Regions from separate parts of the Homo sapiens genome. Here region 1 is linked to region 2. The links are chromatin loops, found by intact Hi-C in ENCODE. Cell type or tissue: GM12878. All regions are shown on one strand. Links, peaks and the distances in the headings refer to the core of each region. The heading gives the core; the rest is flanking DNA.

Region 1 (5,329 bases), core at 330-5,329, 99 kb after region 2:
CACTTACCCACTGCTTATTACCTGGTCTATTAGATCTGTGAGAGAACATGGAAACAAAATCTGTACCTTAAGGAATTTACAGAAGACTGTCAGTCATCTAAAATACTCTGTGGACATCTGGAATTTCTGAGAGCATATACTGTCCTCCTCTCTTTCTTTGGGATACCCTTGAGGTCAAGGGTCCTTTATATTCTCAAACCTATGTTCAAGTTAATATTAAACAAATATCTCTTGGCTGACAACTGTCACCAACTCTAGATTTCAAATGTTTTGAAAACTTTGAAGCAAATATTACTTAAAATTTGAATTTTTATTGCCATATGTCATTTTATTTCCTGGTGACAGTTGTGAAAAAGGATTTCTAAACTGAGTGGAAGCTTTACATCTTCAGGGATAAAGCCCATTGGGTTGTCATAAGCCCAATGATTTCTAGGCTCAAAGAGTTTAGATAAGCACTCAGCACTTGGGGAAAGCTTGTAGGTTCTACAGCACATAATTACTATGAATTATCTAACTATTAATAACTGCAGTTTCTTGGATGATTCATACATTTTTGCAAGGCTTTGTAAACAAAACTGAGTTTTTTTTTTCTTTGAAAAGACAAAGATAGGAACTCAGGATAATAAATAGGAATAAGTTTTTGAAGAAAAAAATGCTAGCATAAAGGGGAGTGAGGAAAAAAAGGAGGAAACTAATATTTCAGACACCTTCCATGTACCAGGCACAGTGGTCCTCAAGCTACATAGAAGCTTGTCTTATCTAATTAATGTTCGCAATGACACAGTGAAGTAGGCAGTATGATCTCCATCACAGAGACAAGGTAAGCAACTTGCCCAAAGTAATCCCAATAGCAAGCGGAGGACTAGAATCTAAACCCAGACTGGGTAGCTGACTATAGAACTTACAATCTGACCAGCATTATTCCTCTGTGGCATGTCATTTCAAGCTACACTGAACATCAGTTAAAATAGAAGTCTCAGCCTTAGAAACATAATGACATTCAATAACTACAGAACAAATAATAACAAGGAGAAATGAAAAGGGGATAGGAGGGAGAGAAAAAGGGAGGGAGGAAGAGAGGGAGGCAAAGAAGGAGGAAAGAAAGGAAGAAATAAAGAAAGAAAGGGAAGAAAAGAAGGAAGGAAGGGAAGGAATGAAAGGAAGGAAGGCAGGCAGGCAGGTTGCTGAAATGCCACATCACTCCTACTATTACCAGTTACTGTCTCTATTAAGTGAACTTCTTTAATTTTGCTAAGAGCTAGTCTGTTTTTAATGCAGTAAAAAATACCTTAACATGGTCTACTAACTCTTCTGGCACAATTTCTATGAATTTTATATGTATTTTTTTCTGGAAATGTAACATCATTAAAACTAAAAAAAAAAAAAAAAGCTCTCATCGAATTGAAGTATTTAGCACGGGCTGACATATTCTAATGTTACCATAGCTTTTATAGTGGTTTTTATTGATTCTTATTGTCTAAAATAACAGAAATATGCAACATGTTAGAAGGGTTTGGGGCACAAAAAGTTTTATGAGGGAAGTAAGCTTGTGTGACAGCTGATATAGACACAAATGTCCCCCTAGTTTCCCAGGTTCATTTTGGAATAAACGTGACTTTTAAATTTCCAGGTACTAGTTTCCTCTAAGAATATCTAACTCAGAACCATATTAAAAGTTGTAAGACTACAATATGCCCAATTAATATGCATCTAATATTCCTTGATTTAGAGTTATCTGACAATAATATGCCAGCCTTGCCAGGAACTAGGTGTGTGACCTGTGGAAAGTCACTCAACCACTCTGTGTTGTTTTATTTTTCTTATTTGTAAAAGGAACTTAATAATTGAACCTTTCTCATACTTATGGATGATATAGGTTTTAACAATTTTACTAAAGGTTGACTAAAATGTTAGAAATCTATTCATGCAAACAACAATATTTGCAAACTTTTAATATTAGTCAAGGTGATATTTTGGTTAAGAAATGATGACCATCTCTTAGAAAATTAAAGAGGAATTTTTATGGTATCTTGCTGACATATAAATTTTTTAAACATCTTTAAAAATCAATAACGTATTTATGTACAGATCACAGCAATATTTTTTGAGAAATGTATTTCAAACAAATATCTTTAATTCCATCCAAAAAACAATTGAGATTCTAATATGATTTAATTTTCCTGGGGACAGTCATTCTTTACCAACTGATAAGTAAATATTTCAAAATTTTAGCTACTGGAAACTTCAAGTTACAGGGTATTTTTTGTATTGTTCCCTCTGCGTGGAATATTCTTTATTCTTAGATGGTGAGTGAAATGCTTGTAAACCTTACAGACTGTCTGAAGAATATACTTGCATGTCAAGCAAACTGGGGAAACCATTCACCTTTTACAAATATATAAAACAAGCTCAGCTGAACACCATTGTTTCTCCTGCAGTATGATCATCTCTCACACAAAAACACAATAAATCCATTTAAGAATCATCACACTTCATCTCATACAGTTTCCTTGAGTACAGTAGAACCCTTACTGTTGACTATTTCTTGAACATGATGGAAAAATTATAGTTTAAAATATTATTTTGTGAAAAAGCCTCAAGTCCATTTAGAGATGAAATGAAGCCCAAATCAAATGTCATACAGTCACAGTTTCAACCCTGGCTGACCACCCTGATCCGATCCTGTCAGAGAATGCTAAGACATGTCCCAGCTAATCATCACATTAGTCCTAAAAGTAACTAAGAACATTACTTTTAGTTTTAAAAGTAACCACCTTCCATGTCTCAGGCTACGCTGGAAGTATTGGAGGTGAGGTATTAATTTTAAAGCCTATAGGTAGATCATCTAAAAATCATGTTCTGTTCCTGTCATAAAGGGTGCATTTAAGTCTCTTCCTGTTCTCTCTTCTCTTCTCCATTGTGTAGCAAAGAAAAATTGATGGAGCATGAAAATCTCGGGCTAATAATAGTATATGAAAGAAGAACAGAAAGTGTGTGCCAAGGTGTGACCCACTGAGAGAACCCTGGAGACAAGAGTGTACAGATAATGTATCACGTAATTCTAGATTTTGTCATGAATTCCATGATGTATTAAAATAATTATTTCAGGATATTATTGTCCCATTGGCTTCAAAGGATAATGCAGAAAAACTAAGAGCCTCAGAATTTTTTTAAAGAAAATCAAATTAGCTACCACATTAAAAGTCTATTTTTATTTCATTGTTGATATTTTCCAAGAAAAAATATATTTCTAAAATCTTCGGAATCCATTTGTGTGTTACCTTTTAAAACATAGGAAAAAGGTAAAATAGGCCATCAGCTGAAAACACTTGTCTCTCCTGCAGTGCGATAATCTACTCACATGAAAATATAATGAGTCACTTTAAGAATCATCACACACATCTCTTGCAGTTTGCCCAAGTGTTGGGAATTTGTCAGGAAGAAAGCTACCTATCATCTGGTCTTTGGGACCACCATGTGATACTATTCCAAGATTCTGAAAATCCAAGCAATCTCATTCACTGAGAGAATAGTCAAATGATGTGTACTTTGTGAAAGTCATACAATAAAAAGAAAAACATAACAGTAAATCAGTTTTATACTTTAAATGTGAAATTTTAGATCCCAGTGTGTATCACAGAACACAGTGCAATCATTGTTAGTTTCATTTTTTTCCCTTAAAAAACTGCAAGGTATTATAAATTGTGAATAATTTAAAACATTAAATGGTTACTAACAAAACTTCAGACTATCAAAGCAATATAATTTATTTGTCTTTGTCTTATACTAATTAAAATGTACTACTTCCCTTACTACTTTGGGGCAAGGCTAAGGAACAATGACCTTTAATACATGTTGACTAAGAAGCTAACTATAAACTGTTATGTTGGGTTTATAAGTCATTACCATTGAGCTGTTATTCATCCTAAATCTTAAACATTTGAACACATTTCAATTCATGTAAACAATAGAAAATCAAATGAGAATATGAACAAAATAAAGTGATTTTCATAATTAAAGGCTTAAAGGTATAGACACATGAAAAAAACTTCTGTTTCTGCTTAGAAGAATATGCCAGAAACGTTCCATTCTGCACACTATTGTGATAGTACTTCAGCAAGGTCTGGGGAATAAATTTATCTTCAGAATAATCCTCCCTACCCTTTAAATTTATTACATGTATACACTAGGATATAAAGGTCTATGTTAAGTTGGATACTTCCTGACATGCTTTGCTTGACTTACTCCAACCATCACTCTGTATTTCATTCAGTGCCAAACTTCTTACAGAGTATATCTATATCCACAGCTACTAATTCCACAGCTATTAATTTCTTAGGCTTGCAGCCTAGCGTCTGCCCTCACCATTCTAGGGGAACAGTTCATCTTAAGGTCTCTAACCTTCTAAATGACTAGGCCAACAGGTTGGCTCATAGTCCTAACACCCATACCCCATCATTTTCCTTCAGGGCCTGACTTCACTGATCACTCCATTTTGAAACATCTTTCACTTTTGGTTTCCAAAACACGGTACAGCTTTGTTCTCCTCCCATATCTCTGACCTTGTTTTTCTGCTGTATGTGCTGGCTCCAAACTTTCTCCTACCTTCTAAATATAGATTGTCTCCTTGGACCTCTTTGCTGCATCCTGTTCTTTAGGTAGTCTCACCTGGCTTCACAAAGTTATCACATTTATACCATTGACACCTGCATCTCCAATCCCGGTCTCAACATTCCCCTTCAGGTTTCAATTTAGTTGCCTGACAACCCTGCTACATGACCTACCTGTACCTTAAAAATTCAACTTGTCCTGCGAACATTAGCATATTCTCTACAAGGTCAGCTCTTCTTGCTTTCCCTGTGTATTTTTGGAGGCACCATTCACCCTCAGTCATCTAAGTTCAAATGCTTCCATCATGATTGACTGCTTTGGTTCTGTCACTCCTGGCATTCCATTCCTCCAATTTTAATTTGGGACACATGTACTTTGCCATTGTAGTGTAGGCTGTCACATCTTGCACAGTCCTTACCACCTGTCTGCACAACTTTTTTGTCCACGTTTAAGATTCATATGATTCATCGTCAATTGTACTTGAAGTGGATCTTTCTCATCAAGCTGTCCCCCATTCCCTGTTTACCTCTACATTACAGCACAGAGTTAATGCCCTTCACCATAACAACAACAAGAACAACAACAAAAATACGCATGTGTATAATAGGTGCAAGTTTCAAAGACCACAAACTTGGTGTGTAAAATGTAACTTTCTTTCTCTGAAAAGAAATTTAATTTCTAGTTAAATACCCATTCCTCAAGGAAGTCAGGATGGGCA
Region 2 (5,388 bases), core at 206-5,205:
CAGATGTTTGTATACCATGGTTACCTTAATCAGAAACAAATTCTAATGGCTTGATACATCAAATGCTTCTCTAAATTTGGGTGCAGATGACTTGACCACTGAAAAAGAGACAGGTATATCTAAGAGGAAAGGAGCTACTACATGTGGTTAATAATACATACATGTGTGATTTGGCAAATGTTTGTAATATGTTAAATATGAGTGTTAAAGGACAATTTTTATTTTGCCACTTTGAAGTAACTCCTCTTTACTTTTGTGTTTATTTTCTTTTTGTGAATTTGCTACATTGAAGTACGTTTTAAAGTAGGAAGAGATAGTGAAGGACAATTTATCTCCATGCTGCATGACAATCTGTTTGATCAGCATTGTTCCATAAGTCTTATAAGAAAAATGGTTTTTCTCACAGCAATGTTCACATTTGATTAAGTTACATGTAAGACTTTCAAGACTTTCAAGTAAAAATTACAGTGTTTCAAAGACAAATATTTTAAATATACTGACTATAGAAATTTAGGAAAACAATTTTGGAGCTAAATGGAGTTTTATAAGTATAAGATCTTATAGGCTATTAAATGATCACACTTTTCTGTGACTCAGTGTAGCAAGAATTGAAATTCTGTGCTTTGGGTTGTAGACATAACATTTACTTTTTTATAGTTTCCTTATATGGTAAGGGATCTGCCAGTTTATAATTATAGATCTTTCCACATCTCTACACCATTAAAAACGTGGGTACAGAGACATTTTAGAAGGCATACAAATGGTCACAATTCAACTTGACTGGATTTGGCCTATGGGAATTATAAGACTTCCCAAACGAACAAAAAATTGTTTGAATTATGAAACCAAACTTAACATTGCAACTTTCACTATTAAATGTAGGTAATTTCAACACTCAAAATTGATTTCACATAAACCATCATCAGAACGTGTGTATTGCCATATCAATTAACTGCTGATTCTAAAAATAACTTTGAATTTCCAAAAAGCCAGTACAAAAGGGAAGTCTTGGTGAACTGGAAAGGTGTCAGGCAGATTACAAACAAATACCTTTCTTAAGATTGATCTTGACCTGAATAACCCACAAAGAACTTCTGATGTGGTTCCAGATCCACAGAATAAAATAGAAAACAATTTTTATGGTGCAAGTGTTCCAAAATTGTCCTATACTGGATTAGAGGATGCTCTGATTACAAATATGTTTCATCATGGATGGGGTCTGAAGAGGAGACAGGGTAATGGCTTTCTGAGGCTGGAAAACATGAGATTGGCCAGGCAAATGTGTTAGTCTTAAGACAAATGTATACTGTTGAAGTACTTTTTGTTGGATGTAGTCATTCTGCAGATGGCATTCAATCCAAGATCCAGTCACCAAATTATGACCAGCTGAAAAAGTAGCCTAAGAATTCACAAAAGTGGAATAAAAATAACGTGACAAACAATAGCTAGAAGTTAGTCCTTATAACTCATAATTTCACTTCAGGACATCATGCAATTTTGACAGATAATAGGGAATTCTTTCATTTCATCCCTTTGCCCCCAAATATTTAATTATGGCCACATGAAATAAACTGTGTTTTGATTGAAGGGAATCCAACTTCTGAATCTGTCAAAGATGCTGGGGATTAGGGGGCAAGACTAAAACTTTCTTTAGGAATGAGTTTTGTTTTGTTTTGGTGTTTCCAGATTTGCAGTCAGCATATTGTCTGTCCCCCACCCTTCCTCTAATCCCCAGCCCTTCTTACTCTGACAGCTGAGGCTTTGTAACTCCTGCCCTTGGACAACGCTGAGCGTTGGCTCTGGGAACAAATTCTGCTCTGAGGTGCGGAGACTGATTGTAAGGAGCTCCAGACCAGAAGTTTACCAGTTTAATATTAAACTGTTGGTTCTATCTTACAGTCTCATGCAGTTCCCCAGACACTAAATTCCCCTGTCTTAAACTCAATTTCCCAAGTGGCTGAATATCTATGTTGCTGAGTTTTTACACTATTGGAATGACCTGTACTAGTCTTAGCATAAGCTAATTCCTCTTTTGCTCTATTTAGATGTGCATCTTGGGTCTTGGAATCTATTGGACGTTAACACACAGGTATTTGTTTCTATCTAACGCTCTTGAACTTAAATATTTTATTTAAGATTAAGGCACTAAATGTTACACAATTTGTGTGGGGACTAACATTTCCAACTGATGACTTCACTGTATTAATTTGCTCAGCACCACTCTGGCCTTTTCAAAGAAGATCTTCCGGTGGGTCATTCAGTTTCATGTCAGAAGAGCTCTCCAGCCTCCTGTCTGAGGGACCCTCTGCCTGACTGTGGAATGCTAGGAGGTCTAGGGAAAAGTTCAGGGCTCCTCCCTTCACACGCCAACTTTACCTTCATCTTTCTGTTTTCAGCCTCTAGATTAATTTATTCTTTACTATACTTGTGTTTCTGAGTCCAGACTTTCTGCAGTTCCATTTTAAAAGATATTGTATGTGATGATATAGATTCCCAACTGTATGGGCTGGGGTAAGGAACTCAGGGGTCTACCAATTTTGCACATAGACTTCTAGCCAATTGTTTTCTGACCTGTGTCTCAGCCTTATCTTTTTCAGCATAGGATCTGAACAGCAAGTATGCCTCACTCACAGCTAGTATTTCTCTTCTCTCGGCACTTTCAGTTGTACCTTATTTTGCCTGCTAAGTCAAACTTCATAGAATGAATTCAAATGAATTCAGATTTCTTGTCTGTTATGAGTTATTCTGTTTTTTCTTTGTGGCGGGGGGTGGGGAGTGAGTGAGTAGCTTTATGTCTTTAAAGTATTTTTCTTGGGGTTTCAAGTGGAAGGGAAGATAAATGCTTGTGGTCAATCTGCCTCATTTAGTCTGTACTTCATGCATGATTTTTTAGACCTTATCCTTATGCCAATTTTCTCAAAGTGTGTTTAGTGGGGTGTTAATAGTTGTGATAAAAAAAATAAGGAAAAGTCATTCTGTGGTCAAAAATGCTGGGGAAAAACTGGGTCACACTAAGCTAACCAGCTTCTTTAGTGTAAGAACTTTTGGGATTATTTAATATACTAATATTATTATCTGAGAACCCATAAGGTGGAGGTGTATTCAGTATTTCTCAAAAAACAAAACCTGTTTTCACCAAATTAGAACATTAAACCTTAATGTAGGAAATGGTAATCAAAATAGTTCAAACTCTGGCTTAGCTTGGTTCTTAAAGGCTAGTAATAAACTCCCTGACATGGGGGTTTATTGCAAAGAACATGAAGGAGTTTATGAGTCAGCATCTCTTTTTTAGTCACACTGACATTCTAGGTTTCAGTATTGAAAAGGCTGGGTAGTATAGCTGCCTTATGGAGTCATAATAGTAGTTCAACATAAGTTACTTTCACTGTTTGTTGACCCTCCATTTAATTATCCTTCTTAAGAGAGAGACCTTGATTTAATTGGTGTTACAACCATTCAATATAGGGTACTCCCTTTGAAACAGGATTTTGTATCAAGTCATCTCAGAAAAGGCTGGGCTCCCTCATGACCAGTGAATTTATTCTCACTGGGCACTGATCTCTAATCTAATCAGCTAGTAGCAGAGGATAGAATTCACTTACAGATGATTGAATGAGCACTAATCATTTTACACAGAAAGAACTGTTTGAAACTACATTTCTAAAAAAGGAGTGTAGGAATCTGTGACTCATCTTCAGCACAGGGTCATTGAAAGATTTTTAAATGACAACACCGAATGTGAAGTATAGGAACATTCTCCTGGTGGGGGGTAAGAAGTACGGATTCAAGTAGTTGACACTGGAGGCTCTGAGATAAAAATATTGCAATAGCTGAGGGCAAAGAAATGATAGAGAAGGAGAGACCCTCCTCCCCACCTTGTTCATTTGCCACCCCACACACTATTTACCTGAATCCTCAACCTGCTCCTCAGGGGCCTTTCTCCAACTGTCCTTCTTTGTCCTGTATTTTTATTCTGTCTCTTGGTATTGATTATTTCCTCTCTGTTTAAAAACATGCCAAAGTCTTTCCTCCTTTAAATCCAATATTTTTACCCTTTTCTTATTTTTATTTGTTGAAAGCTATTATGAGCCCCCTTTCTCACTTCCTATACCTCTTCAACTATTCTAGTCTAATTCTTGCCCCGACATTTTACCAAAACCACTCTTAAGATGATCAGAAAGGACTCCCCTGCTTCATGCCAAAAACATTATTTTGGAATCCTCACCTTAATAGATCTATCTATTACATTTGACAACACTGACCCTGTCTCCATCTCTCCTTTTCACAAATGGTTACTCTGTGGCTTTCCATGGCTTCACCTTCTACTTGAGTTTTCCCGCTATTAGTTTATGCTCTAAGTTCAAATGCTCCTATTTCTCCAGACTTTGCTTAAATATTGGTGTTTCCAGGAGTTTCTTTCTCAGCCACTCTACTCACTTTCTCTGGATGACGTATTTTCTTTTCTTTTTGGAAGTTAAAAACGTAACCTGCATGACCTCACACATACAGTGGGCACAGGGCAAAGACTTATTTAATTCGCTCAGGGGGAACAGCAGGAGGCAAAGCCGTCTCAGAGGAGGATTCAGGGCTAAGTGCCTACAGCCCTTGAGAGATCGCACAGTGGATTAAGATGGGAAAGAAGAGGTGGGTTGTCGATGACGTGTAGGCAATGCAGCCGTCACCACCTGCCATCTTCTCTGCCACACAGAATACACTTGCACCTCTACCAAAACTCTGCAGTTCACGCAGGATGTCAATGAGTCTGGGCTCTGTGGATGATCTATTTTCATGGTTTCAACTACAACCTATTTTCTGATGACTCCCTGTGCCATCTCTCATCCCTACCAGTCCCTCCAGTGTCATATTTGTATATCCAACTGCCCATTGGAGATCTCCACCTGGATGTCCTACAGGCAACTCAAATACAACATGTTCAAAATTGAACTCATCATCTTTTCCTAATAAGGTGACTTTTCAGTCATTCTTTGTCTCAATTGCCAGTTTCTCTCCCTAATCCATCACTCAAGTTAGGAGTCATCTTTGATTCTTCCCACTCCTGCATGCCACAAATAAGATCTATAGATATCATTTTTTAAAACCAGGCTTGCTTTTGTCCACTTCTCTCTTATACTTACACTTCTCTTTTATACTCTCTGTCCTGGTTTGGGTGGAACTTTACAATCTCTCACCTGACTTCTAGAAAAAAAAAATCTCCTAACTTCTCTAACTTGTTCTTCTTCAAATCTTCCTTGCTCACTGTTATTAGTCTTAACTGTTTGAAACAAAACCATGACCATCTCACTCCTCTCCTGAAAACCTTTCAGTGGGTCTCCATCACCTACAGGATCATCCAGTTCTTACCATGATCTTGCCCTCACCTACTTTTTT

The links. A loop is a pair of places that touch in the nucleus more often than their neighbours do. Peaks named below come from ENCODE experiments on the same cell type or tissue, not always from the same donor. Only the 100,000 strongest peaks of a DNase experiment are listed, where the experiment ranks them.
Region 1: it touches region 2 in a loop (5-fold over the local background); 2 of 110 quality-filtered maps call a loop at or near these places.

The regions. Positions count from the first base shown.
Region 1 is chr7:121,178,261-121,183,589 of GRCh38, reverse strand. All of the region lies in intron 16 of CPED1 (cadherin like and PC-esterase domain containing 1), which reads right to left. It overlaps LOC124901735 (a long non-coding RNA gene), which reads left to right. Exons shown (of 3, transcript XR_007060494.1): 3 at 2,926-5,329. Among named protein-coding and RNA genes, the nearest start is that of WNT16, 150 kb to the left of the region's middle. RefSeq lists enhancers at 2,841-3,070, 4,440-4,599. In GM12878, for the core only: no CTCF peak of the experiment used is centred there; a DNase peak (open chromatin) is centred at 2,939; H3K27ac peaks cover 1,019 bases.
Region 2 is chr7:121,276,831-121,282,218 of GRCh38, reverse strand. The region is part of intron 22 of CPED1 (cadherin like and PC-esterase domain containing 1); the gene reads right to left. Among named protein-coding and RNA genes, the nearest start is that of WNT16, 49 kb to the left of the region's middle. In GM12878, for the core only: no CTCF peak of the experiment used is centred there; a DNase peak (open chromatin) is centred at 3,298; H3K27ac peaks cover 1,593 bases.